Linked DNA regions of Homo sapiens: region 2 is linked to region 1. The links are chromatin loops, found by intact Hi-C in ENCODE. Cell type or tissue: HCT116. All regions are shown on one strand. Links, peaks and the distances in the headings refer to the core of each region. The heading gives the core; the rest is flanking DNA. Region 1 overlaps KALRN (kalirin RhoGEF kinase). Region 2 has its middle 15 kb from the start of KALRN.

Evidence for each region. A loop is a pair of places that touch in the nucleus more often than their neighbours do. Peaks named below come from ENCODE experiments on the same cell type or tissue, not always from the same donor. Only the 100,000 strongest peaks of a DNase experiment are listed, where the experiment ranks them.
Region 2: a loop joins it to region 1, with 5 times the contacts of the local background. A loop is called at or near these places in 67 of 110 quality-filtered maps.

Annotation. Positions count from the first base shown.
Region 1 is chr3:124,459,097-124,474,336 of GRCh38, forward strand. KALRN (kalirin RhoGEF kinase) reads left to right here. Exons shown (of 60, transcript NM_001388419.1): 24 at 2,794-2,860; 25 at 3,428-3,537. Among named protein-coding and RNA genes, the nearest start is that of MIR6083, 92 kb to the left of the region's middle. In HCT116, for the core only: a CTCF peak has its summit at 9,284; a DNase peak (open chromatin) is centred at 9,285; H3K27me3 peaks cover 4,309 bases.
Region 2 is chr3:124,010,821-124,026,060 of GRCh38, forward strand. No RefSeq gene overlaps it. Among named protein-coding and RNA genes, the nearest start is that of KALRN, 15 kb to the right of the region's middle. In HCT116, for the core only: a CTCF peak has its summit at 5,868 (motif pointing right); a DNase peak (open chromatin) is centred at 5,844; H3K27me3 peaks cover 4,222 bases.

The DNA of each region.
Region 1 (15,240 bases), core at 6,479-11,478:
AAAATAAGGCATGCTTTAGGAGGCATTCCAGCATCAGATGGGCCCTCCTCCCCTGACTTGCTCTAGGTATTCAGATTTCAAAAGGAAGAAAGAGGTGCTTGGAAATTGGTCCAGTGAGTGAATTGTAGATGTTAGAATGTAAAGCTGCCACCTAAGTTTACTCCTAGGTCAGCAATAGCCCATGAGGAGATGAGGCAGAGGAAAATAGGCAAGAAGAGAGTAGAGGATGCTGAGATTCAAACATTTTGCAAGAATCTGAAGTAGCTGAGGTTTTCATAAATTGAACTCTGTTTTCTCAGAATAAGAATGAATAGGGGCCAGAATTCATTTAGTGAGCTGGAACCAACTTATCATTAGATTCCTGCTTTGCTCTCTAAGTATCTCAGCTCCACTTTCAGAAAAGTCCTGACTCCAGGTAGGCAAAACACATTTTTCTTCTTTGGTTGTTTGGTAGGGAGTTGTCTACCAACATTTCACTCTAATCAAGAATTACAGAGCATTGGACAGGGTAAACAATGAACCGTACCAATCTTATAAACCATTTCTTGACACTGCTTCCTTTATGCTGGAGTTACAAAGTAACACATATCTAGAGATTTCTGGAGGACTTTATAAAGAATATTTTGACACTCTGTTTGTGAATTACTAGAAAAAAATAGTATGTCCTAAGATTAAGAAGCTCTATATAGTTTATTTTATCAAGATGAAGTAGGACCACAGGTTCCTTGGAGATGAAGAAACTAAAGCTGCTGTGTGAATCAGAGCTTGTTCATATGGGGAGTGGATTTGTTTGTTGGGGCTGCTGTAACCAAGTACCACAAATTGGGTTGTTTAAAGAGCAGAAATGTATTGTCTCCCAGCTCTCGGGACTAGAAGCCTAAACTCAAGGTGTCAGCAGGGTTGATTCCTTCTGAGGGCAGTGAGGGGAGGGTCTGTTCCAGGCCTCTCTCCTTGATAGCTTGTAGATGGCTGTTTCCGTGCTCACGTGGCATAATCCCAGAATATATGCCTGTATCAAAAATTCCTCCTTTTGTAAGGACATCAGTTGTTAGATCCAGGGGCCACTCTACTCCAGTACTGCAGTGATACTGTTTCCAAATAAGACCAAAATCTGAGGTATTGGAGGTTAAGACTTCAGCATATGAATTTCAGAGGCGTCATAATTCAGCCCATATCTGGGAGGGGGATGAGGGGACTATACCTGGCCAGATCTTCCTCCTTGGTTCCTTCTGTGACAACAAATAGCCAGAAGAGATTAAAGGATGGGTGGAAAATAAAATGGGGTGGGGATAGCAGAGGTAAATTGTGAGGAAAGACAGGTAAAACTGCAGGAAGCGGATGAGAACAAAAGAACAATTCTAGAAAACTTAAGGCAATAAAATCAAAGGCAAGTTCTCAAAGGCCGTCAGTTTATGTTCCTTCTGATCTCCCTTCTGTCCTCATTTCATCGCAATCTACAGCTCATTTAATCATGGAATGTTTCCTGAGCACCTACCATGCACTAGGCATGTTGCTTACGTGATCTTGTTTAATACTTGCAGCAATTCTGTGTGATCAGCTATTTTATAAGTAAGGAGTCTGAGACCTGGAGAGGCAAGTCCTACCTCTGGTTGTAATTCAGTTCCTATCTGTCTGACTCCAAAGCTTATGCACTTTTTACTCTACCAATAGAGTTCAATTCAAAGAACAGAAAAATATAGAATATACCACAACGAGGCCATGTATCGTAAGTTTAACAATTGTCTAAGCACATTGTATTATTTAGAGGCCCAAGGAGGAAGAGAACCCTCTCTTTAAAGATGCATAACACAGACTTCTCTTTATGGGGGACTGAGAAGCAGTCACTTATTACTAATTTATACTGTGCTTATGGTTGCACGTTCAGTTTTCTACACATCCGTTTATGCTGTAAACAAGTCCCATTGGAAATAGTACTGAAATAGCTGAGAGGATAATCTAGGTCAGAGGTCAGCAAACATAGACCAAATTTGACCTACCAACTATTTCATATGGTCTATAAACTAAAAATTATCTTTTATATTTTTAAATAATTGGAAGAATTATCAAAAGAAGAATATTTTATAATGTGAAAATTAGATAAAATTCAAATTTTAGTGTCCATAAATGTTTTTATTGGAAAACAGCCACACTTATTTTTTTTTACACATTGTCTATGGCTCCTTTCACATGACAACAGCAAAGTTGAGTGGTTGTGACAGAGACCGAATTGCCCACAGAGATTTATTATCTGGCTCTTTATAGAAAAATTGCTAACCCCTGATCTCGGTGTGTTGGACCTCTTTTCCTGGCTTTGAAACCTGGTTTATTATGATACTAAGAACTGTTTTGGTATATATCTACAAACTCTACTGAACAGAAATCTTCATTCTGGGAGCTGTAGGAGAAATGTGGAAAGCTGAGATTCAAGCTATCTAGTTTAGTTGGTGAGACAGAATATGAACAGTCCTACATGCCTGTACTCACATGAATATCACCACAGAATCACAAGTATTAATAGTAGGACTGGGGTGGAAAAGGGAGAGAGAATATGGACCTAGCTGAGCACAAACCTGCTAAAGGGTTACAGGGCCAATGGTCAGGAAATATCACAAGTATCATAGGAAGATACTTGTAGGAAAGGGAAGGAATTTTGAAGAAAGGAAAAGACCTGTTGATGAAGTAGAAAAATAAGACATTTAAGAATGTCATACATGCTGGGGTGGGGAAGTGAAGTTTGAAGGAGGAGAGACATTATATCTATATCCAAGTAAAAGCCCATTTGTTTCCTTCTAGATTTATTATGGCTGAACTACTCCAGACAGAGAAGGCTTATGTAAGGGATTTGCATGAGTGCTTAGAGGTGAGTCTTCCAGTAATCCGTTCACAGCTATATTGGAAAAATGACATCCTTGCCAGCATCAAGTCCTCAATTGGAATTTGGTGCTATTGGTCTTCTCCCAGAGAGTAATGAATTAAAAAGTCAACAAGAGGAAATCTTTCTCCTAAAGTCAACAATAATTACATGAGAGTTTAAAGTACTTTTGAAAAGAAAGTTTAAACTTTTCTCAGACTGGAGCTAGACCCAGGAACAAGAAGTGTGTAAGGCACTTCAATTCAAAATAAAACCATGACACAGTCAGTGAACTTAAATTGGGTCTGAAAATCTGCATCCTGACCCCCATAAAAGTCCACACACATTTAATAAATGACAAGAGACTGTGGAGTTTGTGTTCTTGCTAAAGTTCAGGATAATGAAATATTCAGGTTTTATTTCTTTCTCTTATGTTTACTTAACACGTCACTTTTTAAACTCTGCACGCATTTACAGTTTGAGTCTTGCCCCACAAGTTTGAGCACCTGTGTATTTTGTCTGTATTTTATATGGCCTGCCAGACTTGCCAGTGATGAAACTGTTACTGTCTTACAGACCTACCTGTGGGAAATGACCAGTGGTGTGGAGGAGATCCCCCCTGGGATCCTCAATAAAGAGCATATCATCTTTGGCAACATCCAAGAGATCTACGATTTCCATAACAAGTAGGTTTGTGGAGGGTCTCAGAGGTGCACACTTAGGCCGTAAAAACCAGACAACAGGGTTCCCAAGAAGTGGATCAAAGGCGATTGGTGAATCTTATCTGGTCAGTTTTCTAAGGCAGTTGCTGTCAGACTTCTTTTTTACTCACTCCCCTTTCTCCATAATTGTCCGAAAGTCCTAGTGGAGAGTAAAGTCAAGTATTCAGCAGTGCTCCTCCCCATCTCTCCTCAACATCCTCATTTATTCAGCCAGAATGAATAGCAGGCTTTGAAGAAATAAAAGTAGCTTCTCCTCATTAAATCTTGTGGGAAATCCTGACGTTAGAATTCATCTGAGGCTAACCATTCCACCTTGTGATCTTTAGGTTTTGAATTCCATTGAAGTTTTCTATCAACCTAAATATTTCCTCCATCCTCATTTTATTTCACATTTCTTGACAGTTTGGAGGGAAGGATATCAACCGATACTCTGTTTTGTTGGAATAAGTAGAATTGTAGAGCCCTAAAACTTCACAAGTCATTGTTTCCAACTTGATTTAAGAATTTTTCCCACACCATACAAAACAGCATGTTCCATGGTTAACAAAGGATCAGCAAAAAAATTGGCATGATAAGTTACATAACCAACCAATAGAAATAACTGTGTTTCCAAAATACAAATAGAATCTCAAGACACAAAGAAGAACATGGGCATAAAGTCTTAGAGCTCTCAGGACCCTGCTGCAGAGCAGTGCTGTGCCAGGCTAGCAGAGGCATTTACTGAGTTGTGTAGGTTTGCTGGAGATAGAAGGGCCATGTGTACAGGTGTAGCAGCCACCCTGAGGCAAGACTCCAGAATAGCACTGTCCCATGGAACCTTCTGCAATGATGGAAATGTTCTATATCTGCAGTGTCCAATACAGTAGCACTAGATATGTGTGGCTAATGAACACTTGAAATGTGGCTAGTGCTACTGAGGAACTGAATTTTCAATTTTATTTAATTTTAATAGATTCAGATTTAAATAGACCACAAGTAGCAAGTGGCTGCCATATTCGATATCTCAGCTCTAGAATAGCCCTGTGCTAAGAATGACCAAGAGGCAAGCAAGAATTGGGTGTAAAATGATCCTGGGCTGTAATAGGTCCAGATAAGGGGTGGAAAGTCACTCCTCTCTCTTCACCTCCTGGTTATTAATTCCTGGTATGTCATCAGATGGCATCAGTTTAAAGAGAACATAATATATGTAGCTCCCATGGCATGCAAACCTTGTGAGATTATTGAAGCAATACGCTCTGGGGGAAAAATAACTGTTTGACTTTCTGGAATATGTGATATAAGTTCCCAGTCTTTTGTTTTTTTAATCATAAATTTTAACACGATCCATTTGGTTTGTCTGGAAATTTCCAGATGTAGAAATATCATGTCCTCATGCTTATCACTGATAAGAGCCCAATAAAACTATTTGACCATTGATCCCAAATTCCATCATCTGAGCCCAGCTCAGTATCATCCCATCTCCCTCAGGATATCTGAGAAGACATCGGACTGGCAAACGGTAAGTCGTGTTACCTTACTTTTCTGGCTTATGGTCTCTGGGATTTACTCAACAAGTCTCACTTTCCCCATGTTCTTAGCCAATTGACTAACTACGGAAGCCTAGAGATCACAGCACGCACTTTCTGGGAGCCCTACATTTGCCAATCAGTTTATAAGGGGAATGAATATACATTTCCAAATTGATCACTTGTAACAAAATAGCTAACATAATCATGCCTCTTATTCTGCTGTCATGATATCACTGGTAAACCATGGTAAACAGTTTTGTAGTTTTCTAAATAGCTGAAAATCTACCTACCAGTTACAATATATAGTTCTAAGAAATCCTTTTAAAAAATCAAATTAAACCATAGAGAATCTCGCATGCTGTAAATCGAGGAATAAATCCAACTATCAAGAACACAGCTACCCAGCACATATTATCGAGTTAGAATATTATGAAGAAAGAAAAAGAAAATAACAACTAGCCTCTCAACAACCAGAGAAGATGCCACAAAAATTAAGTTCTTGTCTTTTCATAGAAGCATCTTTCTATCCTCCCTAACAACCTCTTTACCTCTTGATTATATAGTTTGTAAGCCCACAGCTATTTAGAAACAGCAAACAAGAATCAAGAACTTGAGTGAGTAGTGGGATACCAGCAGCTGTCTAAAGAAGACAAACTGCAAAAACAGTAGGCAATAGAACCAAAAAAAAAAAAAAAAAAACCTCATAGTGGTCAAGGGCTACTCAGTATTGGTGCAAACCATTCTGTATCCCACCATAGGGCCCAATACAGCCACTGTGTTACAGCATAGCATACTTAATATTAGCAGTAACCCTGAGTCATGAATATGTTCCGCACTAAAGGCAAATAACTGTACTGCATTTAGAAAGCTATTGACCAAAAATAAATTAATGGTTTAATTATCTGCAATTTAAGGAAATATCTAAGAAAATCAAGCTTCATATTAATTTCCTACAGGATCTGTGGGCTGTCTTTACTGTACTCATAATGTATGCTTTCTGCTTGTGTCCTACAAATTTTGATTAATGAAGAAAACATAACACCTCTAAAATCTCTAGTAAATAAGAGATAGAATGGCAGTTAGCCAACTTAGAAAATGCAGGAATTGTAAACTCTAAGGGACAGCTTAGAGGGGAGAACATCTTTCACTGCATAATCAGGTACCTGGCACATAAGTAAACATTGAGTAAATATTTGTTTGGTAGGTGAATGCATGGATGAACAAACTGAAGATAAAATTACTATTTGCAGACTTATGGCTAATACCATTCAAGTCATAATTTAATCTTTTGTTTGTAAAAGTCTCAAGACAGAGAAAACCATTAGGTATGATTTTTTCCCCATCACTACAAGAACCATCTGGAAGAGCAAAATAACTTAATTTCTACATGAAGGAGTTTCTTGGAAGCTTCTTACTGGCTGGACCATGCAGTTGTCCTAATACTTATTTATTCTTCAGAAATACTTGTCCGAAATTGTCACTTCTGAATATGAAAAAAAATCAAAGGATGCTTTTTAACCCCAATTGTTTGTATTATTCCAAAGTTGCAATTAAGCATTGTCTAACGGAAACATGCTCCTCTCATTTCTAGTGCATAGCTCAGGTTATCTGCCTGTAATCCAGAGAGAGCCTATGGGAGGGAGAGCAGGAGGAAGGAATATTGGGAGATTGAGAGATTGAGAGAGAAAGGGATTGAGATTGACACGACCTTGCTAACTTAATTAGCTAAGTCACTAGAAAATTAGCACCTAGACCAAGGGTTATGTGGTGAATACATATCTTAACTAGATAGTATTGATCTGTCTAAATGGTGTCACTTTGAAAAATTGCAACCAGGATTAGTTCTCTCTCTTGCTCTGTGTGTGTGTGTGTGTGTGTGTGTGTGTGTGTGTGTGTGTGTCTGTGATCTGTCTGTCTCAAGGACCTTTGTCTTTATAGGTATTGAATGGGGAAATTCCCCAGCACCAAAACTTCTTTAAAGAACAGTTTAATATGTAGAATTTAATACCTGCAAACATTGGCTTTAACACAAACCGGAGACTGAAGTGGAATGATACTTCGTTTTGCCCTCCACTCTCCCCATTTTGCACTACTTCTCTTTCCTACAGAAATAACTATATAATCATGAAATTTACTTATCTACACAAGACTTAGACCTATTTTGATTGCATTTTATAAGCATTCCTGGAGCACTCAGACAGGAGAATATATTCCATTAGTAGATCCCTAGACAGTAATGATTTTGTTAATGCAGTCTTCCCATTTTGCCTAGCATACAACTTGTAATTCAAGAAAATAATTTGTTTTCAGCTTGCTGTTATTAGATTTGCAACTTTGCTGTGGACAGCTTTTTGTTTAAAATGCTCATCACCTTCTGTTAAATCTGAACTTCTTCCTTTTTGGTTTTTTGGAGATAGGGTCATATGTGAGTCTGAGCAATAACATTTTCATAAAATCTCTACTCCCAGCGCTCAGAGGGTCCTCTCAACCATCAAGTACAACCCTCTCCATGTACAGACAAGGAGACAATCCCAGAGGAGTCGTTACTTGCCCAGTGTGCGCCCCTCCCCTTTCCTTAAAAGTGAGGATTTAGATTCCAGGGCTTGGTCTCCCACTTCAGCACTCTCTCCCCTTCTCTCACTCCCTAGACCACCAATGGTGGCTGCCACATCTGGCTGGTTTAATTCATAGTGAAACAGCTTCCATGTGGATCTTAGAATTTGATGAATATTTCTACCCATTTCTCCCAGAGCTATGTCATTCTTGTGCCACACCCCTACAACAATTACCTGAAATAAATCAGTTTTCAGCAAGGTCTAGATTTTCAAATTAGGGACCAACCACCAAGGTTAGATGCCCCTTCTGCACACTCCCTCCCTCCAGGCTTGGCTGGAAGCTATTAGATTTGGCCTTGGCCACCAGCCACTGCCCTCCCAACCTGGTGTTCCCTGCTCCGAAGGAGCAGGACCAGAGATGTGTGAGGTTGAACTGGGAGCACTGACCAGGCCAGGGTCAGCCAGGAGCAGTGAGGGGTGAGCAGCAGGGGTAAAATCGAGGCTGGGGAATTTAGGGAAGGGCACCCCAATGAGCGACTGAACCACAGCCACATTTCAGTCAACTTCCCAGAGTTCCTCCCTTGGGCCAAAGGTGGCTAGATTGGAGATGAAGCTGGTACCCTGTGATTGAACCCAGCCTCTGCCCTCTGGGTTCTGAGAATGACATATCTGTCTGCAATAAGGGTGGAGGTGGGCACAAGTGGAGCACAAAGAAAATAGCCTCAGTTGGAGAGTAGGAAAGGCCTCATGGAGAAGGGGGCATTTGAGATATAATTTAAATAAGGGGTGGGATTTTTACAGGCAGGGATGGCTTCCTTGATGATGGAATAAAGTTTGAACAAAGGCCCTGCAAGGGAGAAAAGTGGTGAAGTCTAGCAGGGAGGTTGAGAGAGGCAATAGGGGGTTTGGGAGTGGGGCTCCATCCTGGGTCATGGGAAGCAGAGAGAGGTCTCATTGTCGCACTCCCAGGTAGGCTGGGTCTTCTCACATCCATGTCTGTAAGACGAGGAAAAGAAAGGAGAGGTGGTGGGCAGAGATAGTGCAATTCAGAAATGTAGGGAGAGACAAAAGGAAAGGAGGAGAGAGAGCTAGGTGGATAGAGGATAAGTGAGAAAACCATGAAGTGGACAGATAATAAGGAGAAAGGAAGAGATAGAGAAGGAGAGAAGCAGGAGAGCCAGAGGGAGGCAATGACGGTGGGAGGGTGGATAGGTAGGTAGGGTAGGTAGTCAGGCAGGTAGGTAGGTAGGTAGATCCATCTGCGGAAAGAGGCCCTAGGGAAAGGGGAGGGGATGAGGAGAAGGAGATCGAGGGAAAGAGATGGATAAAGACCTAGACCTTCCCAGAGCTACCATCCTGTTGAGGGAGAATGAGCAAGGTGGTGTTTTTCAAACCATTTTTATCATGAACCAAAGAAAAAGACTGTACATTATGCCCTGATATACGCATGCATATATGCTATATATAACAGGGAAGTTAAATTTTGAAAAACACCTGCATTATGTGTGATGCACTGTGGTATTTTGTGTTAGGCTCTATTTCTTCCTCCTCCTCTTTTTTAAAATTCTGGTTGCCACCCATAAATTGATTTTACAACCCCTTGAAACACAAGGGGGGGGTTGATCCATGGCTGCACGGCAGAGCGCTAGCTCCACCAGGTGGTGAGAGAAGGGATGTGCAGTTCAGGCCACTGGGGAAAGGCCGCCCTGTCAGGCTGCTGCTACCTTTTCCTCCCTCTTTGCCCCTCCTACCCCTTCCCAACACACACACCCTTGCTTAAAATGTGCATGTTCTATGCTTTCTAAGCTTCTTCCCCCACTCCAAATGCCTTTGGTGTTAGTGGTTTCTCACGTATGGAAAATCATAGAATTATCAAATATAAAAGCCCGAAAGAAATCGTTAAAGATAATCTAGTTCTCCCTTGCTCTATAGAAACTGAAACTTACAAAGGTTTATGATCTGCCCAAACCAAAATTAGTGACACAGCCAAAGAATCCAGCTGTCATTTTCTTAATAGTCAAATGTTAAGGAAAGAGGAAGGGGAAGGCCTGTTGTGATTTTTCTTTGGTCCCCAAACGCACACTTGAAGAGGTAACTTGCAGAACCCATCAGAGGAGCCCTATACAAATGTAGCTGTGGTCTTGTTACTGTTGTTTGTGTTTTCAGTAAGCTATCAACATTGGGGCTGATTATAGACGTTAGGGAATACCCAAAACAAGACAAAGTCTAAACACTTCGTTTGGATGTGTCAAAGTAATGTTAATTTTTGTTTTACACACTAACTTCTTAGCATCCATGCCTGGTTGCTAAACACCACCTTATTGGAGATGAGTAACATTAAGCATAAGATTAATCTTTTGTATTTTATTTTAACATTAAACTTGGTATATATCTATGCAAATAACTTTATTCATCTGATCACACAAATTAGACAAAGTTAGAAGATATTGGCAAAAACATATTCAACAGGTAACCATGCAGCAAGGTAAATTTTGCTGCTTGTGGTTGGAGGCTGAGAGTGTGATGTGCTGAATGGGCGTCCAGCCCTGCAGACCTTTCCTCTTCATCCCTAACCTGAGCTAAAGTGTCAAGTGTGAAATGAAGGGACAAAGCCAGGTGCTTCTCATGGCTCAGCCTGGGTGATCCAACTGTGCTGGAACTGTTACATGAAAAATCCAGCACCTTTCCCTGAGTGTACATGACCCTCCATTAGTTTAATACCTGCTCCAGTATGCTAACCGGCTATCTTAGCCCCTATGGTCTAGAGCCTCTTATGTTCTAGGCTCTGAATCTGCCTGGTCATTAATGGATTCTTTAGAAATAATCTCTAGCTCTACTTGCATGAAGGCAGTTACCCAGCCTTGCTTTGAAAAGAAGGCAATGTCCTGGACTTCCTATAAATACATGAACCTCACACCTTTCTCCCCACCCCATTTCCGACTTAATTTTTAAATGTATGCTCCACGTTGTTCCTCTTTTTCCCGTTGCCACAACAGGCCCCTTCCCCTATCACCACCTCTGGCGTTCCAACAAGCAAATGCACATTGACATACAAGGTCATCAAATAGTTATTTCCATTTAGATGCAGACTGCACCCTTGATGTAAAGTCTGTTTGCTGACAAGATTGTGCGCTCCTTAATGAAGGATACACTTCCCCAGAAGCAGTGAGATTTTAGACCAAATTCATCTTCAGAGAGAATAACAGAACCAGTCCAGTACCTTTGAAATAGTGCTGTTTCTATCATATTTAATGACAAAACTCAGAAAGCTTTCTGTTAATAAATGCCAGCAGTTTCATTTCCCAGGATTGTGTACAAAGCCAAAAGGAAGCATTTTCCTCATAAAGTAACTGCATAATATATTAAATTATAATAATTTAATAGAGTAATGGCATTGCCTTGATCTTGACATTTCTTTAAAAGTTTTATTCCTTTCTGAAAGAACCCCAGACATTCACACAAATGACTTGCTTTGCTCATTCCTTCACAATTTATTACATGTAATTATTGGAGTAGTGAGGGCCAAATTGCTGCTATAGAACAGCTAAGGTGAAATGTTTCATCATTTGTGAAGAGAGTTGTGAGCTGTTTTGCTTTAATTTGAATTCATCATGTCTATTTGAAGTAAGTAGAATAATATGGATCAGACTTACATAATCTGTCATCTTCATAAGCTTCCAATTAAGAAGTAAAACAGAGTTTAATATTGCCACTTACTTTCAACATTTACATTGAGATGGTAATGAATATCTTATTCAAACTTATCAATTGGTATGCCTGGCACAAGCTGAATAGGTTTTTTAAAAAAAAAAATGTTCTTAGCTTTCTCCCCCTAAATTAAATCCTATAGAGCCGATGTAGGATTTGCCATCTGGAAGCATCCTGGAATCTAGGACAGTTGCCTTTAAATGCTCATCTATGGACTGGATGTGTGGGAATTACCCAGGAAGCATTTCTAAACAATGCATTTGCTCAGATAGTAACCCCAGAAGGCAATGTACAACCAGGTGTGGGACCGCTAACTAGAGTTTTCCAAGAGTGTTCCTTGAGACAAAGTCTGATACTCGCCCCAAAAGTGCTGCAAGCACAAAGAAGTTTGAGAAGCACTGCATATTGTATTTACTTCAGAGGTTTATAGTGTAACTCAACATATTATAGGATTTTGGAAGTTCTTCAGCAAAAAAAACCACCTTAGCCCAACATTTCCCAAACAAGGTGACCTTGGAATCTAAATGTTACATAATAACCAATCAAGATTTTCCCAGGATATGGTTTAGGAGAAAGTAACCTGCTGCAGATTTTTCAGCAAGGGCTTGGTAGGGAGTTCCCCCTAAATATAAGTCTCCAGGAGTGGGGAAGAGGGTCAGATACATGTTTACCAAAGAGAATATGAGTTTATTAAGATTGAGAAGCACTGATCATGAAGAACTACTGTTTATTTAGTGTCTACTGTGTGCCAGGCACTGGGTTGGGTTCTTTTTACCTGTGGATTTATTAAATCCTTACAAGCACCCCCACAAAGTTTTATTATTATTATTATTATTATTATTATTATTATTATTATTATTTGAGATGGAGTTTCACTCGTGTTGCCCAGGCTAGAGTGCAATGGCGCGATCTCAGCTCACTGCAACCCTCCGCCTCCCAGGTTCAAGCGATTCTCCTGCCTCAGCCTCCTGAGTAGCTGGGCTTACAGGCGCCCACCACCACGCCTGGCTAATTTTTTGTATTTTTAATAGAGACGGGGTTTCATCATGTTGGCTAAGCTTGAACTCCTGACCTCAGGTGATCTGCCCACCTCAGCAAAGTTGTTATTTAAAGATGAGGAGGATGAAGCTTTGGAAGACCCTTTCACAACTGTGACCAAGTGTGAATGCTGATTCTTTAACTTGTGCTCAGTTGTGGGAGGGGAAGAAAGTCAGACCTGGGGGTAGGCAGATGGGTGAGCTAGTGGTAACTGCTGTTAAAACCTTCATTTTCCAGCACTTTGGGAGGCCGAGGTGGGCGGATCACGAGGTCAGGAGATCAAGACCATCCTGGCTAACATGGTGAAACCGTGTCTCTACTAAGAAAAAGACAAAAAAATTAGCCAGGCGTGGTGGCGGGCGCTTGCAGTCCCAGCTACTCGGGAGGCTGAGGCAGGAGAATGGCGTGAACCTGGGAGGCAGAGCTTGCAGTGAACAGAGACTGCGCCACTGCACTCCAGCCTGAGTGACAGAGTGAGACTCCGTCTCAAAAAAAAAAAAAAAAAACAACCTTCATTTTACAGAAAGGCATTCCTCATGAAAATTATATGCTGTGCATTTAATTCTGGTTATAGTATTTTTGCTTCCTGAGGATTTTCAAATTGTGCATCTTCCCATAGGTTTTTGGTAGCTGCTATCACAAAAGTCAGGGTGTTGCTCTATTGAAATTGATCAGATTTTAAATAAAATTGCCAGCACTGTCTTTCTATCAATGATCAATTCTTTAGACATAATTATCATTGTTTACTTCAAATTAAAGTGACCAGGCCAATTATCCTTGGGTCATAAGTCAAGGAATGGCTCTCCCTGAGTCATCATGGGTATCCTTGCCACTTCTGACACAATAAAACAATTTTTTATCCTGTGTGGAATGTCCTGATCCAGGCTGTTTTACCATTTCTTTGGCTACTCTTAAGGGAGAAGGGCCCAGGCTGGGCACGGTGGCTCATGCCTGTAATCCCAGCACTTTGAGAGGCCAAGGCAAGAGGACTGCTTGAGCACAGGAGTTTGAGACCAGCCTGGGCAACATGGCAAGACCTCGTCTCTATTATTATAAAAAATTGTTTTTAATTTTAAATTAAAATGTGTGTGTGTATATGTGTGTGTGTGTGTGTGTGTGTGTGTGTGTACCTGTGTGTGTGTATATATATGATGATGAGGCAGATTGATTCTTTTCTCAACAGAAAAGTATATTTCCCTTTGGGTCTTAAACTAAGTTTGATCCTCAATTATAACATTATATAGCACTTTTTAAAATTTGCACTTTAATGGTCATATAAAGTACATATTAGTTTAAATGTGTCACTTGTAGTTCTTTAAAAGGTAGCAACAAATATGACACTTTATTGACTTTGAGCACTACATATTTGCATTTCTGAAGCCCAAATATCATTATAATTACTCTTTGATTCAGGTCAGAATACTCTAAAATCACCTATGTAAGGACAAACTGGGTACAGCTAGGAGTCTCCCAGATTTTTTTTAAATGGCTTTTTGCTTATCGCTAAAGCAATGCTCATTTGTCGTAGAAAAAATTAAATTGCAGATGGACAAAGAAGTCATCTATTATCCCATCAATTATTGTTAGCATTTTGGCTTTCCAAATAGGACTTGCCAAACATCTTTAATTGCACATACATATTTTTAAGCTCCAAACAATGTCATTCTATGTCACGGAAGGAGGAACACATACAACACATATGTGAAATCCATAACCACTTGTAATTAATTATACTGCCAAAATGCGTGGACAATAGAAGCTAGGTAAAGTTAGTCAAATAACATTTTTCCCTCTATGGTACAGGTAAGTAGTAGAGTAATGCAGAACCACTTTATATCGTGTATCCTTTAATTCAATTTTTGAAGGTAATGTATTGTCACAGTTTTAAAATCAAAATTAGATAGAAAAGTAAACATTGAGAAGTGTCACCCACCACTGTCCTCTATTCTGTTCCTTCACCTGCTTCCCTGTGGTAATGTCTTTTCTTAGTTTTTTGGGTTGGAAATAAGAATACGTAATTCCTACTGAGACAAAAAGTTGCATGTTCTACATATTCTTCTGTACCTTTTTCCACTTAGCTTCTCCCAGAGTTCTTCCATATGAAAACATAGAGAGCTGTGTCTTCTTTTCATAGCTGCATAGTATATAGCTCTGTGGATGTACCATAGTTTAAACGCTTTGTTCTTTACAGACCATCTTTTGCTTGTATAAACAGTGTCACAGTTAATACTCATGTATATACATCATTTTATATGTGTAGAAATAGCTACAGGAAAATTTACAGAATTCAAATTGCAGAGTCAAAAGATAAGCGCATTCATGATTTAATCGGTACTGTCAAATTGTTCCTTGTAAAGATCGTAGCATTTCCACTTCTGTCACTATGTGTCCCCAAAGCCTCATAATCACTTTTTATTTGAAAAATATTTTGTTTTTTACAGCAAATACCATCCTAATAAAGCATGCTGGCTTGTTAGAATTTATATCCTATGAACCCAAACCAATGATTTAATACATTATTTTGAAGTCAGTGTAATTATTTCTTTATTATTTATTAACGTGGAAAGGAGCCATGGCACAGATATCCACACTGGTGGATAACAGTTGTAATTCAATTCAGCTTTGGAATATATTGTGAATTTTTACCCATTAAGTTTTCTTTCCTAATGGTGTCTGTATTATAAAACATTGTTTAATACATAGTTTTTAGTACAAATTGGCTACTGGTGGAAGACAGAGGCCAAAAATTAGAAAGAGGCCAGTGTAGGCTGAATTTTTTTCTACTTTATCTCTAGGATAGCGATATTTTATTTTGTTTCTTTGAAATATCTATATTATTTAAAATATTTATGATGTGC
Region 2 (15,240 bases), core at 3,457-8,456, 450 kb before region 1:
GAAAAAATAGATAAATTGTGCTACATCAAGATTAAATACTTCTTTGCATCAAAGGACATAATCAACACAGAGAAAAGGCAAACCACTGAATGGGAGAAAATATTTGCAAATTGATATTCATAATATGTAAAGAATCTTTACAACTCAACACCCACAAAATAAAAAAAAAGATTAAAAAATGGGGAAAGGACTTGAATAGACATTTCTCCAAAGAAGATGTACAACTTGCCAATAAGCACAAGAAAAGACTAATTATGAGGGAAATGCAAATTAAAACCACAATGAGATCAAACACATTATGTTGGCTATCATAAAAAGAAAGTGCCAGGCGCAATGATCACAGCTACTCAACAGGCTGGGTGGAAGAATCCCTTGAGACCAGGAGTTAGAGGCTGCAGTGTGTTATGATCATGCCTGTGAATAGCCACTGCACTCCAACATAGGTAACATAGCAAGCCCCATCCATAAAATAAAATAAAATAAAATAAAATAAAGGCAACAAAAAATAACAAGTATTGGTAAGGATGTGGAGAAATTGGAACCCTCGTGCATTGCTGGTGGGTGTGTAAAAAGGTATGGCTGCTGTGAAAAATGGGATGGCTATTCTTCAAAAAATTAACCACAGAATTACTATATGATCCAGCAATCCCACTTCTGCATACACATCCAAAAGAAGTGGACTCAAGGACTCAGACAGATATTTGTACCCCCCTGTTCATAGCAGCATTATTTACAATAGCCAAAAAGTAGAAGCAACCACAGATTCATCAATGTATGAATGGATAAACAAAATGTGGCATATACACATAGTGGGATATCATTCAGCTTTAAAAAGGGAGGAAATTCTAACACATGCCACAACATGGATAAACCTAGAAGACATTGTGCTAAGTGAAATAAGTCAGTCACAAAAGCACAAATACGTTGTGATTCTATTTACATGAAGTACCAGAGTTGTCAAATTTATAGAGACAGAAAGTAGAATGGTCGTTGCCAGGGGCTGAGGAGTTAGTATTCTACTGGATGCAGTTTCAGTGGGGTAGATAAAAAATTCTGGAGGTGGATGGTGGTGATGGTTGTGCAACAATGTGACTGTACTTAATGCCACTGAACTGTACATTTAAAAATGTTTAAAATGGTACATTTTATGTTGTGTGTATTTTAGCACAATGAAAACAGCTATAAAAGGCATTCTTGAAACAACCGAGGATATCTGATATTCTGAAATTATTATTACTTTTCTTAGGTGTAATAATAGTATTGTGGTTATATCTATACATTATATAAAAACAGGATAATGTCCTTATTCCTAGGAGATGCCTTCTGAAGTATTTGGAGATAAAGTGCTCTGATATCTATGACTTTCAAATGGTTTGGAACACTTAAAGACAGAAAAACAAAAACATTGCACACACACCACACATACAGATAAGCAAATGTGGCAAAAGATGAACAACTGGTGAATTAGGAATGGGGTAAACAGGTATTAATTGTTTCATTCTTATAATGTTTTCTGTCTCCTTGAAAATGTTTATAGAAAACATGGGGCCAAGAAAGGAGGAGGCCAGGAGACTTCAGGAAATGGTCAAATCATGTCCCCAAGCAGGGGACATAGTCTTCTCTGTCTTCTCCATAAAGTTCCTAAGGATGATCCATACATGTACAGGGAGCAATGACAAAGGAAAGGAGCTCTTAATTGAGCTTGTGTCTGAAAGCTAAGTGCCTCTCTTTGTTGAGTGGCCTAGGCCAGAGGCTTACATGTGCCTCTCTTTCCCCCCAAGCAAAGCCCAAGTTAGGAGACTTTCTTCATGGGACAGATCCCAAAAGTGATAAAAGTACCACAGCAAGCATGAGAGAAGAGAACTGAGAATCAGACAGCATCTTCAACAATGCAGAGGAAGGACACCACCTTTTACTAAGTGATGCCCACTCAGTGTGAGAAATCTCTCCATCAAGTTGAGGTACAGAGTAAGGGGCACGGGGAGAAGGGAAGATGACTTGAGTTTCTTCTTTTCCCAGAGGTAAAGGGTAGATGGATTGAAGCCCTTAGAGAGTGATTATGAGAAGGCCACCCTCCCACCCCTGTAAGTATTTCTAGCACTGCCATAAATGATGTGAAGGCCATTGTTTTTAGAGGAGCTGCAAAAAGGAGAAGCTCCAATTGGAGAAGTCAGTATCTGGTAAAGCAGTACTGTTGCTGACCTCTCTAAGGCTGTGTCCAGCAACCAAGACCTCCAGTAGAAGGGGAGGTGTTGTGAGCCATAATAAAATGCTTAGGCATTCAGAGGGAAAATTATAAGCACCAACGATGACTTTCATTAACAGCCAAAGAATCACATGATGTAAAATTGAAAGAAGCGCAGCTTACCTGGTGGAATCATCTACTATCTTTCCTTCTCTTTAACTCATTTTTTTATAACCTGACAAAACAGAGGTTCAGATCATAGGCATAATTCAGGTCCTGTAATTTGGAGTATTATGGAGGCAAAGTAACTGAGATTGCTTTGGCATAAATTATTGGCATTATCACTCCAATTTAACCACTCTGTAAACATTTTATAATATAGATGAGCTCAGGGAAGGGCCAGGGTAGAGATGAGATTTGGGGATAAGGGAACAGATCCTTGAAGCAAAGCAGGAGACCTCTGACTTCCAACTTAACTGGACGTTGGATGAGAGTCTCATGCTGAACCAGCAGAAACTGAGCCACTTACAACTCTGCTTGAAGCTTCTCCTAAACTCTGGTATTTTGCCAACTTCCTGAAATAATCAAACCATCCTTGGCACACAGTTAAAACTACTTCCTTTGATGCCTCACTGTATCTTTTTGTAAAGGTTTAGAAAAGAGGCAATGCCTTTAGCTGAATAGTTGTTTGTTTCAGAGGATATTGACTTACTGCATCTGATCAGGAATTAGTTTATCCTATATTCCTATTACCACTCCTTGCAATAACCTAGTGTCAAGTGACTTGGCATGGTGAGGGAGTGAGGCAGTTGTAAGTATATATTTTAAAAACAGACTTTGTCCCTGCCCTTGGATTCTGATGTATCCCATGGAGTCTCTAAGGGAATATGGCTTCTCCAATACTTTCTCAAACAGCTGTTGAGAATCGTCCTTTGTAGTGAGAAATATTACTGATGTGGAGCCAGGAAAAAGTATGATAGCCACGGCAGTAGGGGGTGGTTGTGTGTGTCCTCAGCTCAGTTATCTTCTTAGCATGGGACTGTGAACTCAAGCTCATGTGCAACACAACCCTGCACCTCAAAAATACCTGGGACAGTTGCTCAGTGAGTAGTGGTACGTTTAACTTCCTTCCAATTTGGTTTTTCCCATCTGGAAATATGGAGCTAGTGTGAGAAACACTGAATACATATCCCTCAGGCTGCCTTGCCATTTCAGTGTCTTCCAGACATCTTCCATCTGCCAGGATTTGCATCTTGGTGCTTGAGAACTTTACCTGGAACCCTCGAGGGTCATGGGCCTTAAAACACATGACAGTTCAGAAACACTGGAAAATTAACTGCCCTATCCCCCAGGAGCATCTGTCAACCAATGAATGGTGGGAGATGATGTATAAATATCCCAACGATGTTATCCCTTGGGTGGAATAATTCTGAGGTGTGTGTCTTAGACAGTTTCTCAGAGTTTCTCTGCAGGATTAAGCTATAGTTGTCCTCTGTAGTTGGCTTAATAATCCACTTTTTATTGGCTGTCTTCCTTTCCCTGACTCACTTCCTCACTCACTTGCTGGTATTTCCCTGGATTATCTCCCAAATAAACCACTTGTTCTAAAATCCTTGTTTCAAGGTCGGCTTCTGGAAGACCCCAAACTAAGACGATTCTCCAGTATAAGTTAGCATCATTAAACACACATTGCTGGAGAGCTGCTAAAGGAGAGAGATACTTCCTCCTCTTCTTACTTCTTCCTCCTCACATCCAAGGCAGTGGGGCTTGTGCCAAGATTTGTGAGCTGTGCTGGATGCTGGATGTGCTCTCCTCCACATAATATCTGCTCTGTGAAGACAGACCTTAGGGAGGCTTTTCCTCTTTATTGTACTTCAGGCACCATACTCATCACATGACCCAGCAATTGCCTGGGCTTTGCAGGCTCCAGATGGTCTTCCCACATGTTAACCCTCACAACAACCCCAAAGATAGGTCTTATAGATCCCTATTTAGTAGGTAAGGAAACGAAAGTTCCAGTGTTTTCCCAGGATCACTTGGTGGTACATCCCTGCAGGCCAACTGGAACTTGAAGCAAGCGACACAAGCTGGAGACTCTTATTTTCTCTACAGGACTGAAGTTTCAGTAAAGAGTCAGTTAACACAGTGGATTTTTCTAAGACTTTGGGGTTTGAAAGATCACTGGACTGGGCCAGAAAAGAGGAAGCAGAAAACATATCAATTCTTAGAGTGTGATATGTGAGATTCTTCCAAATGCTCTGTGGTCTGGTTCCATTGCCCCACAGAAGGTAGATGGCAGCTTGGATAAGATCAGGCCTTCCAAAGCAGACTCAGGGTTGGAATTTTTGCTCCATCATTTACCAGCCACGCTACTTGGGTTAAATTACTTAAACAGTCTGAACCTTAGCTTCTTCATCTGTAAAACAGAGATAATAATAATATTTCTCACAGGGCCACTGTGAGGATAAAATTAGATAATGTACCCAAATCTCTTCACACAGAAAAGCCTTCCCCTGGTGGATCTCTCATGTACCCCCTGGATTTTCTAGGAGAGTGTGGCTTCTCCAATACCTTCTCGAACAGCTATTGAGAATCACTGCTTGTAATGAGAAATATTACGAATGTGGAGCCAGAAAAAGTCTGACAGCCTTTGCAGCAGGGGGATGAGGAGGAGGTGGTTGTGTGTGTCCTCAGCTCAGTGGTAGGTGCTGGGCATGTGGTAGGAATGAAAAAGAAAAGGTAGCTATTATTAGTAGAATAGTATCTATAACTTTTATTTTTTGGCACAAATTAACAATTTAACAAAAACCAGACATTATTTTTGTTGGTGCTTTACCGGAAACATTGCTGTTTTCTAATGACTTCTGGTAGTAGTTTGTCATTATTTTTTATTTTAGGTTTTATTTTGTGTAAAAGGACTAAGTGAGATGGGTGTTTGCAATTTTTTTCTTTCCAACTGACTAGCTAGTCAATGCTCCTTTGGACCCCAGCCCACCGCCCTGAAAAAAAGGAAAAAGAACAAATTGAGAACTTATGAAACCACAACCCAGAAACCTGAATGTTTTTCATTTTAACTTTTCTTGGAAAAATTTGATGAAAAGCCTGTGCTGTGGTTTTAAACGGCATTGGGATGCCCGTCTCCTGTCCTTACCCCTAAGCTTCTGAACGTGATTTATATTTCCCTATTTTAAGCTAGTGCAGATTTATGAGACTTTAAACACCATGGTTGGAGTTACTGGAGGTTTAAAGAGATTAAGCAGGTCCAGTAGCACCTGGAGGTGTATAAGTTGTTTAAAAGATTTATCGGCATTCCCATGTTAAAATTCACTTCTCAAGGATTCTCATATCCTGGATCTGAATCTATTTTGGGCAGAGGAGTAAATTTTTAGGATGTTTCATAAATGGAGGAAAAAACCCATCCCTCTATCGCTTCTTGCTTTGTTTTTTGGGCTGTGCCTCTGCCCCCTCACCTCTCTATCTTGCATGTCTAGCTAGTTCTGTCTCTGGGGTTTCCCTTCTCTCTGTTCCTGTCCTCTCTCAAGCGGTTGATCTCTTAGTGTTTCTCTGTGTTCACAAACTCAGCCTTTGACCCAGGAACCTAACAACAGCCAGAGGGAGCCTGAAGCTTTCTTGCCTGCCCTTGGCTCCTTGTGGTCCAGGGAGGGCTGCGGTGGTGGGAATGCCTGACACAGGGTAAAAAATCTCTGTGTTTACACCAGGGGGAGCAATGACTCCGTGGCTGAGAGGGGCTGGCTAGAGTCTGGAGTTTCCAAATGTCCATTCAAAGCAAGACACAATTCCTAGGTAGTTAAATTTAGGAGACTCTGTATTGAATGACCTTGAAAATAGGTTCAGGGCACAACATGGGCACACCGCTTTGTCATATTCTACAAATACTGGGGAGAGCCAACATTCTTCTCATTGCCAATAATTATGCTCATCAGCCTCCACGTCTTGCCTCTCACGTTTCTTCCATGTCCCAGCTCTGCCCACCCTGTCAAATCAGTGTGGATGTAGGGAACATGAACACATTTTAATATCAGCCTAAACCAGACATCACTGGGAAGGAAATTGGAGAAACCATTCCAAAGTCAAGTAAAAATAGCTTGTGAATATGTACTCCATGGTTCCATTTATGTGAAACCCTACAAAAGACAAATCTAATCTACAGTGACAGAAAGCAGACTGGTGGTTGCTTGGGACTAAGGTGGGGGCAGATTGGCTGAGATGGCACAAGAAAACTTTTTGTGATGTTGAAAGTATGCTATGCCTTGATTGTAGTGATGGTCGGACAGTTATATAAAGTTGTAAACACTCACTAAAATGTACAATGAAAATGAGTGTGAACTATACCTTGGTTTTTAAATGTCTCTGTTGTACATTCACACCAGCCTTTACCTCCATTAGCATAGACAATAGGAAGCTGTGTGTGAATCTTAGAATGCTCCCCAATCCAGGAGTGGTTGTTCAACCAGCCTATGCTGTGTGTCTATAGAGGGCACGGATAATCCAAAGCAGCAGATGAAACACCTAATTAGTTCTAATTGACTCTGGACTTTTTCTGTGCATTTGCCTTCCCTGAGTACAACCTGACTGACAGGAGCGGGGAGAGTAGGCAGCCAAGAAATGTGGCAGGGGAGGCCAGATTAAACAATTACAAGGGAGGGACAACAAAAGGGTGACTGACCACGCAGATGATAAAGAATTGTTGACTTTGTAATGTGAACTCATATTGTGCAAAGCAATTGGTGAGGTGGAGCAGATGTGCATTAGAAACGAAACCAACCACCCGGAATGGTCATGGTCTCTGGATAACAGGGGAGCTTCATCGACTCCATCTTTTCCACATCTCTAATTAAAATTTTGATATTACTTAAGTCAGGCACACTGCTCTATTCATTCCGACATCTGAATATCCATTTTAAAGTGGGCTAGGCTCACCCAGAGGATGATATAACTAGATTAAGAGATGGTGTGAGGGTTTAGAACATTGGATTTTTTGTCCCTGTTTGTGTGACCTTCTGGAAAATCTCTTGTTTCATTTATTTTTTTCTTTATTCCCTTATTCAATAAAATTATTGAGCACCTATTATAAACCAGGCTGTTTGCCAGACATTGTTGACATATTGCTATAGGCGTCATTTTCCTCATTTGTAAATGCTCATTCTGGGATCCCTTGACTATCCTGACCACTGTGCTAATGGTAGGTAGTGATGAGGTCAGGCTCTGAGACCTTCAATGCTGTGCCTCAATGTTGAGGCTGCCTCAATATAAAAGATAAGACTCTCCAACTTCCTTGGTCTCTATCTTTTTAAAGAGTGGCTCCAGATCACTGAAAGCATCTTTGTCATAAAAATTCCATGGAAATGAAATTAAGCATTTTAGTTTTATTTGTTGAAAATCTGTCCTTTAAAAACCTCCTGAGACCATTTTAAAGTTAATTTCTTATTGCTTCAAAGAACAAACTCACATATAGGTATGAACTAACATTTGATCTAGCGCAAGGCAGTAAACTAGGGTTTTTGTCAGGCCTTTCTCCCTGATTTGCAGTGTTCCCTGGCACACCCACCCCCTCACTAAGCAAAATTTAGAAGTCAACAGACACAAAATTACTTCTCCCTTGAAATCTTCCTCACACTTATTTTCAAGCGTCCAAGAGATACAAGCTCTTTTCAAGCATACAAGATCTGTTCCCTTCCAGGTCATCAAGTCAACTCTCAGAAAAGAGTCTGATAGAGTGAGATTCAATTTCTACTCTGTCCATTTATAATGTGTGACCCAGGGAAAGTTCCCTAACTTCTTTGCCCTGCAGTTTCTTCATCTGGAAGTGAGGATAACAATATCTACTTTGAGTTGTTGTCCAGTTTAAATAAAATAATGGATGCAAAAATGCCCAGCCAATAGTAGAAAATCAATGGAAGTTGTTATGAAAGCCTAGCAGAGGTGAAGGCTGGAGATTAGCGAGAAAAGTTCTGCCACAGAGTGAGAAATACTCCATGAGGAACCAGGACCTTCAGTCTTTGTTGAGTAGGTGGCTCCTATGGAAGGATAGGATCTTCAGATTATTAAGCTCAGAAGTATGTATTATCTATCTGGGAGGACTGGCATTCTAAAAGGGGAAATAGGTCATCCAGATGCCAAAAATGGGAGGGCCCAGAACCCAGCTATAGGAAGAGTGAATATGGAAGAAAATGATGAAGAAAAAGTCAGCTCCAGCAAGCTGTGGTGGCCATAACAGCAGATGCCACCATCAGATTACCTCCACATTCCCCCAGGAAAAGTTGACATTTCCTGGTCCTTTCCAAAGAAGCTGCAGTCCCACCAACAGGTCAAAATTAGTATCACAAAGAGGGCTGAGAACCTGAAGATGGAGCATGTCTGCTGATCTGAGAACAACAGACAACCGGCTCCAGCTGTGATTAAAGTTGGTTGGAATTCACAGCTGGTAGAACAATGACCACATTAATGAACTGAACTTCGGCTTACCCTCCTGTTCCAAAGTTCTTCTTCTTCCCTCCACACACACAGCCAACTGTACTATGGAGATTTATGGTGTTAGCACCTGAAGAGTTGGATGGCCTTGATTGCTGTTAAATAAACTCTAACATGTATGATTTGAAAACACAGTTACAGGATGCAAACTTGCTAAGAACACCAAATAAGAACCAACTATATTGTAGAGCTCCACGTGGGCAGGGACAACATCTACATTTTTTACTACTTTATATCAAGCATCAAGCTCGGAGCTTCTTTGGTGTCCAACCATCCTGGTTTGCCTGGAGCTCTCCTAGCTTCAGCACTGAAAATTCCTGTGTCTCAGGAAATTGCTCAGTCACAGATAACCACGGATGGCTGGTCACCTGGACTTGGCACATAATAGATGGCCAATAAATTTTTGTCAACCAAAAGAAATGCATTAAATAAGTAGTATAAGTGTAACTGGAATTACAATGTAATAAGTTATATTAACTACTTTTGATACAAATCAGCCTCTAATAGATACCGGTTTGAAGTTGAGTTTGATGAAACCAGCATACTAGTTTGATGATATATAGACCAGTTTTGGACTTCTATACATTCTCATTTCTGTCCCTTCTTTTGACCTTACTGTGTATGTCTGGGCAATTAGTCAGCAGCAGGGCCACACAGTTTCGAACTGTCAAAACATGGTCAAACATGACTAGGATTTCTAAAGTTTATTTTCCTAATTATTTACTTTCCCATCCCACCTACATAGAAGCCAGGTGTTTTAATATGATCCATAGCATACACTTGGGAAAGAAGGAACATTTGTGCAGTCTAAGAAATTCAACAATCCTTTACTGAGTGACTGCTCTGGGCACTGTGCTGGGGGCTGCAGGGCATTCAAAATGAGTGAAAAAGGATCCTTGCCCTTAGTAGCTCTCAGTCTAGGGATAGGATGTATGAATAAACAGACATGAATATTTATGATATGAAGCATATTGGTATACTATTTTAATGATTTTAGTTGTGCCCTGTATGACTACAAGAGAGAGGGAGGTTGATTTTGAGGCATTGTGGAATGTCCACCTGAAAGAGGTAGGATTTAAGGTGGGCTTTGAAGAAAGTACAGGACTTCAAAAGTTGGCTATTGGGTGGGGAGAATTTCTTTCCAGGTAGAAGGGAAAGTAAGGGCATGGGAATTAGTTGCATTAGGCCACTCACTACATAAACCTGACTAAAGGGACTTAACTAAACAGAGACGTATACAAGAAGCCCAAGGCTAATGCAGAACTTCAATGAGCCATCAATGCCCTAGGCTTCTTTTCTCTTTCTGCTCCACCATCCTTAGCTTGTGGCTTTGTTGATCTGTGTTCCCAAGATGGTTGCTCCACCTCAAGCCTTATGTTGTGCACAAGGCAGGAAAAAGGAGAAAGAAAAAGGGATAGGAAAGAAAGTGAAGAAGGAAAGAAAGGAAGGAAGGGTGGGGAGAAGGTGGAGCCTGTTATGAGAAGGGCAAAAATTTTCCCCAAATCCCTAGCAGACGTTTTCTTCATTTGTATTTCATGATAAGAAACAGGTTACATGGCCACCCCTAGCTGCAAAGGAGTCTGGGCAGGTGAACATCGTAGCTGGACATATTGCCCTCCTGAATATTATTATAGTTCTGTTAGTAACAAGGCGGGGCAGAATGGATTTAGGGTAGGTACCTAGCAGGGTCTGTGCCTTTGAGCAGAAGCCTAGAGATGAGGACAGGGCAAGGATTGCTGGATAAATGAGAGAATTAAGAGCAGAATCTTGTGCCTGGAATGAAGCAGGTGTGTGTGTGTGTGTGTGTGTGTGTGTGTGTGTGTGTGTGTGTGTGTGTGTTGAGGAGGGGGCAGGACAAGATGGGATAGGATGGGATAGCTTTACAGGTGTGGGTAGAAGTCATCTGAAGAAAATAGTGGGAAAACAGGTGCCAAATGCTGGAGATATGTGGCTTTAACCTGTCTCTTTAATTTCTCTGCAAAAGCTCCAGATCAGCCTGTTTCATGCTTCATGGGATAGTGTTCATCCTTTACTCCCATCTGCTTCCCTCCTCAGTCTCATGTTATCAAGAACCTTGGATAGGCTGGGTGTGGTGGCTCATGCCTGTATCCCAGCACTTTGGGAGGTTAAGGCAGGAGGATCGCTTGAGCCCAGGGGTTTGAGATCAGCCTAGGCAACATAGGGAGACCCTGTTTCTACAGGGGCCGGTGGGGGGAAAGAACTTTGGATAGTTGTATTAAAAATGCCACTTTCAAACCTGTACCTTTATGTCAGTATCAGAACATGACAGAAACACAGCTTTTTCTTTCTCTCAAATTTACCTCTTATCTATATTTCAATTTTGCATTATTATTTATATATTATACTGATTGACTCTTTTATTTTCCTTGGGTACTATATAATATCAACCTTTCAGCATGAAACAATTGTGATTTTAGCTTTATTAACTAATAATCAGGAGAAAAAATATACAGAAACATAATGCTAATCAGAAGTATACATATATATTTTTCTATATATTTCTGATTAGTATTTATGAATCTAAAATCATATTTTACACACAGACATACTCCCTCCTCCCCTAAATATATTTTCCATCTATAGCAGTATTTTTTTTTTCTGGATAGACATTGAGACCTTATTTTATTGTCAATATAGTAGTTTTTTTTTTTTATTATACTTTAAGTTCTGGGATACACGTGCAGAACGTGCAGGTTTGTTACATAGGTATACACGTGCCATGGTGGCTTGTTGCACCCATCAACCCGTCATCTAATGCTATCCCTCCCCTCGCCCCCCCAACCCCTGACAGGCCCTGGTGTGTGATGTTCCCCTCCCTGTGTCCATGTGTTCTCATTGTTCAACTCCCACTTATGAGTGAGAACATGTGGTGTTTGGTTTTCTGTTCCTGTGTCAGTTTACTGAAAATGATAGTTTCCAGCCTCATCCATGTCCAAGCAAAGGACAGGAACTTATCTTTTTTATGGCTGCATAGTATTCCATGGTGTATATGTGCCACGTTTTCTTTATCCAGTCTATCTTTGATGGGCATTCGGGTTGGTTCCAAGTCTTTATAGCAGTCTTTTTGAGAGTCAGACTTGTTCTTTAGCTTGGCAATTTCTTTTGTATCTTGGAGTGATTTTACTTTGGTCACTGTCTAAGCTACAGCTCTCTGATTAATTTTACCATTGCTTGGCTCCAGTTTTGGTTTCTTTCAGGGTAATAGTTTCTGAAGAAAACAACCATTCTGAAGAGTAGTTGAAGAACCACAGAGAGCCTGTCAGTATTAGGGGAAGTTATAAGGTTGTTATTACTCTAAGTCAGGGGTCAGCAAACATTTTTTTAAAGTGCCAGATAGTAAATATTTTTTACTTTGTAGGCCAAATGGTCTTTGTTGCAACTACTTGACTCTGCCCTTGTAACACAAAAGTAGCCATAAACACTAAGTAAATGAATGCGCACAGCTTTGTTCTCATACAACTTTACTTACAAGTCCCCTGCTCTAAGTGAACAGCAGAAAGAGATTCTTTCCCTTGAGCATGCTCTTTGTCTGTGTTTCTTCTTTTTGTCTTCATATCACCATCTTTCCTCCACGCTTGTCTTTATTCCTTTTTCATCATAACTTCCCTGTTTCTCACTTTCTTTTTCACATCTTGGTCCTTTCTTGTCACTTGCTGCATGACACGTCCTTCAGGATGCCTGGCAGATCCTCCTAGTCTCGTGGGATGACTTCAGAAAGGAAACCTCACTCCTCCTTGGGGCCACTTGGTGACAGAGAGTTTCCTGGGATGACTGGATTGTGTGTCTGGCCACTTCTTGAGTACACCTAACTCTTTGTGGGTAGCTTAAGATATGTTTTAGTTTATTAGCTGCATCATTCCTCTCGCTTCCTGGGACCTGCATCTCTGAGATGACTAAGGGGGTCTTTCTTTTAAAATGCCAGTGGAAACTGAGGCGTATTTGAGTGTTCTTTAGTTTGTTGAGTTCTCCCATCTCTTCCGAATAGGTGAAGGCTGACAGGGAACATGAGTGTGGCGTCTGTAAGGGCAACTTCCTGAGGATCTGTAGGAAATTGACATGATTTTACCTCCTGGAGATTTCCTCATTCAGGCAGGTTTTTGGTCACCACATGCTTCCCCCAAAGACAGGATGAGAGTGAATGGGCTTCCACTGCAGCAGGAAAGATTAAGAGTAGAGGTCAGGAAGAACTTTGGGGCTGTCACAACTGTATATCAAGCAAGGCCAAGACCAGGGGATGTTTTGGCATTCCCTTGGAATTGTTAAAAGAAGAGGACAGATTATTTCCTGTCCTCACTCTAAACAGAAAATAGTGTGACAAAGGAAACAGCTTTCTGTTAGAAATTTCCTGTGCAGTATGGACTGAGGGCTGGGAATCAAGATTTGAGACCCAAATATCTTCCACCAGCTTCCTCTATGCAGATCACCCTTCAGGGTGCCAGCTGCTCACTTCAGCAGGGAAGACACCCACCCTTCCACGATCTGAGTGATGCTGATATTCTTCTGGCTTCAGAATTCTCTATTCCTTTCTTTTTCTCTCTGCTGTGTCTTTCCCTCAGCTTTTTAGCTATGCACAGCTGCTCCATTTTGAAAACAACAGAAAAAAATAAACATTTGGAAACTTGATCATCCTGTCTAGCTACTGTCTTCTTTTCTTTCTTTCTTTCTTTTTTTTTTTTTTTTTTTTTTTTTTTTTTGAGAAGGAGTCTCGCTCTGTCGCCCAGGCTAGAGTGCAGTGGCGCGATCTCGGCTTACTACAAGCTCCGCCTCCCTGGTTCACGCCATTCTGCCTCAGCCTCCCCAGTAGCTGGGATTACAGGCACACACTACCACGCCTGGCTAATTTTTGTTGTATTTTTTAGTAGAGACAGGGTTTCACCATGTTAGCCAGGATGGTCTCAATCTTCTGAACGTGTGATCCGCCCGCTTCGGCCTCCCAAAGTGCTGGGATTACAGGCGTGAGCCACCGCGCCCGGCCCTTCTTTTCTTTTTCACTGCTCACTCTTCATGAAAAGATAATTCCTCTTTGCTGCTTCCATCCCCTCACCACACACTGGCCCCTGTCCTGCCTGTGGTACGGTTCTATCCTTTGCTTTGCTCCCTCACCACACACTGTCTCCTATAACCCAGTTCTATGCTCCTCTTTCTCTACTGAAGCTCGCTTAAAACCTGCCACTTACCCAAATTCTGTCTCCATGTCTTAATCCTCTCTGCCCCTTACTTCCCTGTGGCATCTGACCTGTTTGACCCCTGTCTCACTCCTAACACCCTTTCCCCTAGTCTACATGGCCGACATATTCCTGTGACTTGTCTCTCTGGCCTATTGTTTCTTTCAGTCATTGGCTTCACTTCCCCACTTTGCCTGGCCAGTTGGCAAGCTGTTGTAGAAATTCAAGACCATAGAGCTGAAGGCTGGGCTAGGATGGCATTAGAGGGAAAAGAGGGCAACGGATGTTCTCTCAAAGGAAAACACAGGATTAATGATAGCATGGATGCAGGAAGTGGAGGAAGGGGAGGAACCCCAGAAGTCTTTCAGATTCTAGTCTGTGAAATTAGAATAAAGAAGTCGGAAAAGTGGGGAGAGGTGCTGGTTCTAAGGCACGTTTGATTTGAGTAGAAAGCAGGATATACAGATAGATAATTTCATCCAAAGAGGAAAGTTAATGGAAGTGGATAGAAAATCTTTTATCTCATTCGTTCTTGGTGCTTCAACCAGCTCTTAGCTCCTTAATCAATATTCCCAGCTGCCAAGCCCTCTCTCAGCTGCTCTGCCAATTGGACATCACCATAGTAATTGGACATTACTAATTGCTGATTGGACATTACCACCTGGATGCCCATCATCACTTCAGACTCCTAACATAGGTGAGGAAATGTGTGTGATAGGGAAACACCATGGGAACCCGCCTAGGACTCATGAATTCTGGGGTCTGCTGTGGATCTTCAGGCAAGTCACTTTACTCTCTACTTTTCAATCTTCTTGTTGTTGAAATGAGGGGTTCGATTAAGTAATATTTTAATCACTTTCCTCATCTTTCCCCAGATTGTTTTCTCCTCTCTCTCTAGAGGAAAAATTTCTCCTTTAGAAGCCGATTTTTCCTGTTATGCCGTTGTTTTCTCTCGGTTACCTAGTGGTTCTTGGACTCCTGCTCACCCTGGCTCACTCTTTCCTGCCCACACCTGCTTCTCTCCATATATAAGGCATCAACACATGCTATTATGTTTCCTTTCTCATTGCCTTCCACAGCTTTCCATTTCAGTCACAGCCACAGCTTCGTTGAAGTACTTCTACACTATTCTTTGGACTCCGAACTCCTTCTTCCAGTCTCCTAGGCTCATCTACCTTCTGAAAACACTTCTTCCATCTTATCCCATCCTGTCCCTTCCTTCCTTTAAATCTCTGAGTAGGGGCGGAGCAAAGGGGGTGTATGTCAAGATGCCTTGGGAGCTGTTTCTAAATACATAGACCTGAACATAGCTCTTCCTTCCTCCACTCTGGCATTCTTATGCATCATGGGAAAAAGTTTCTCCAGCTGATGATTTTC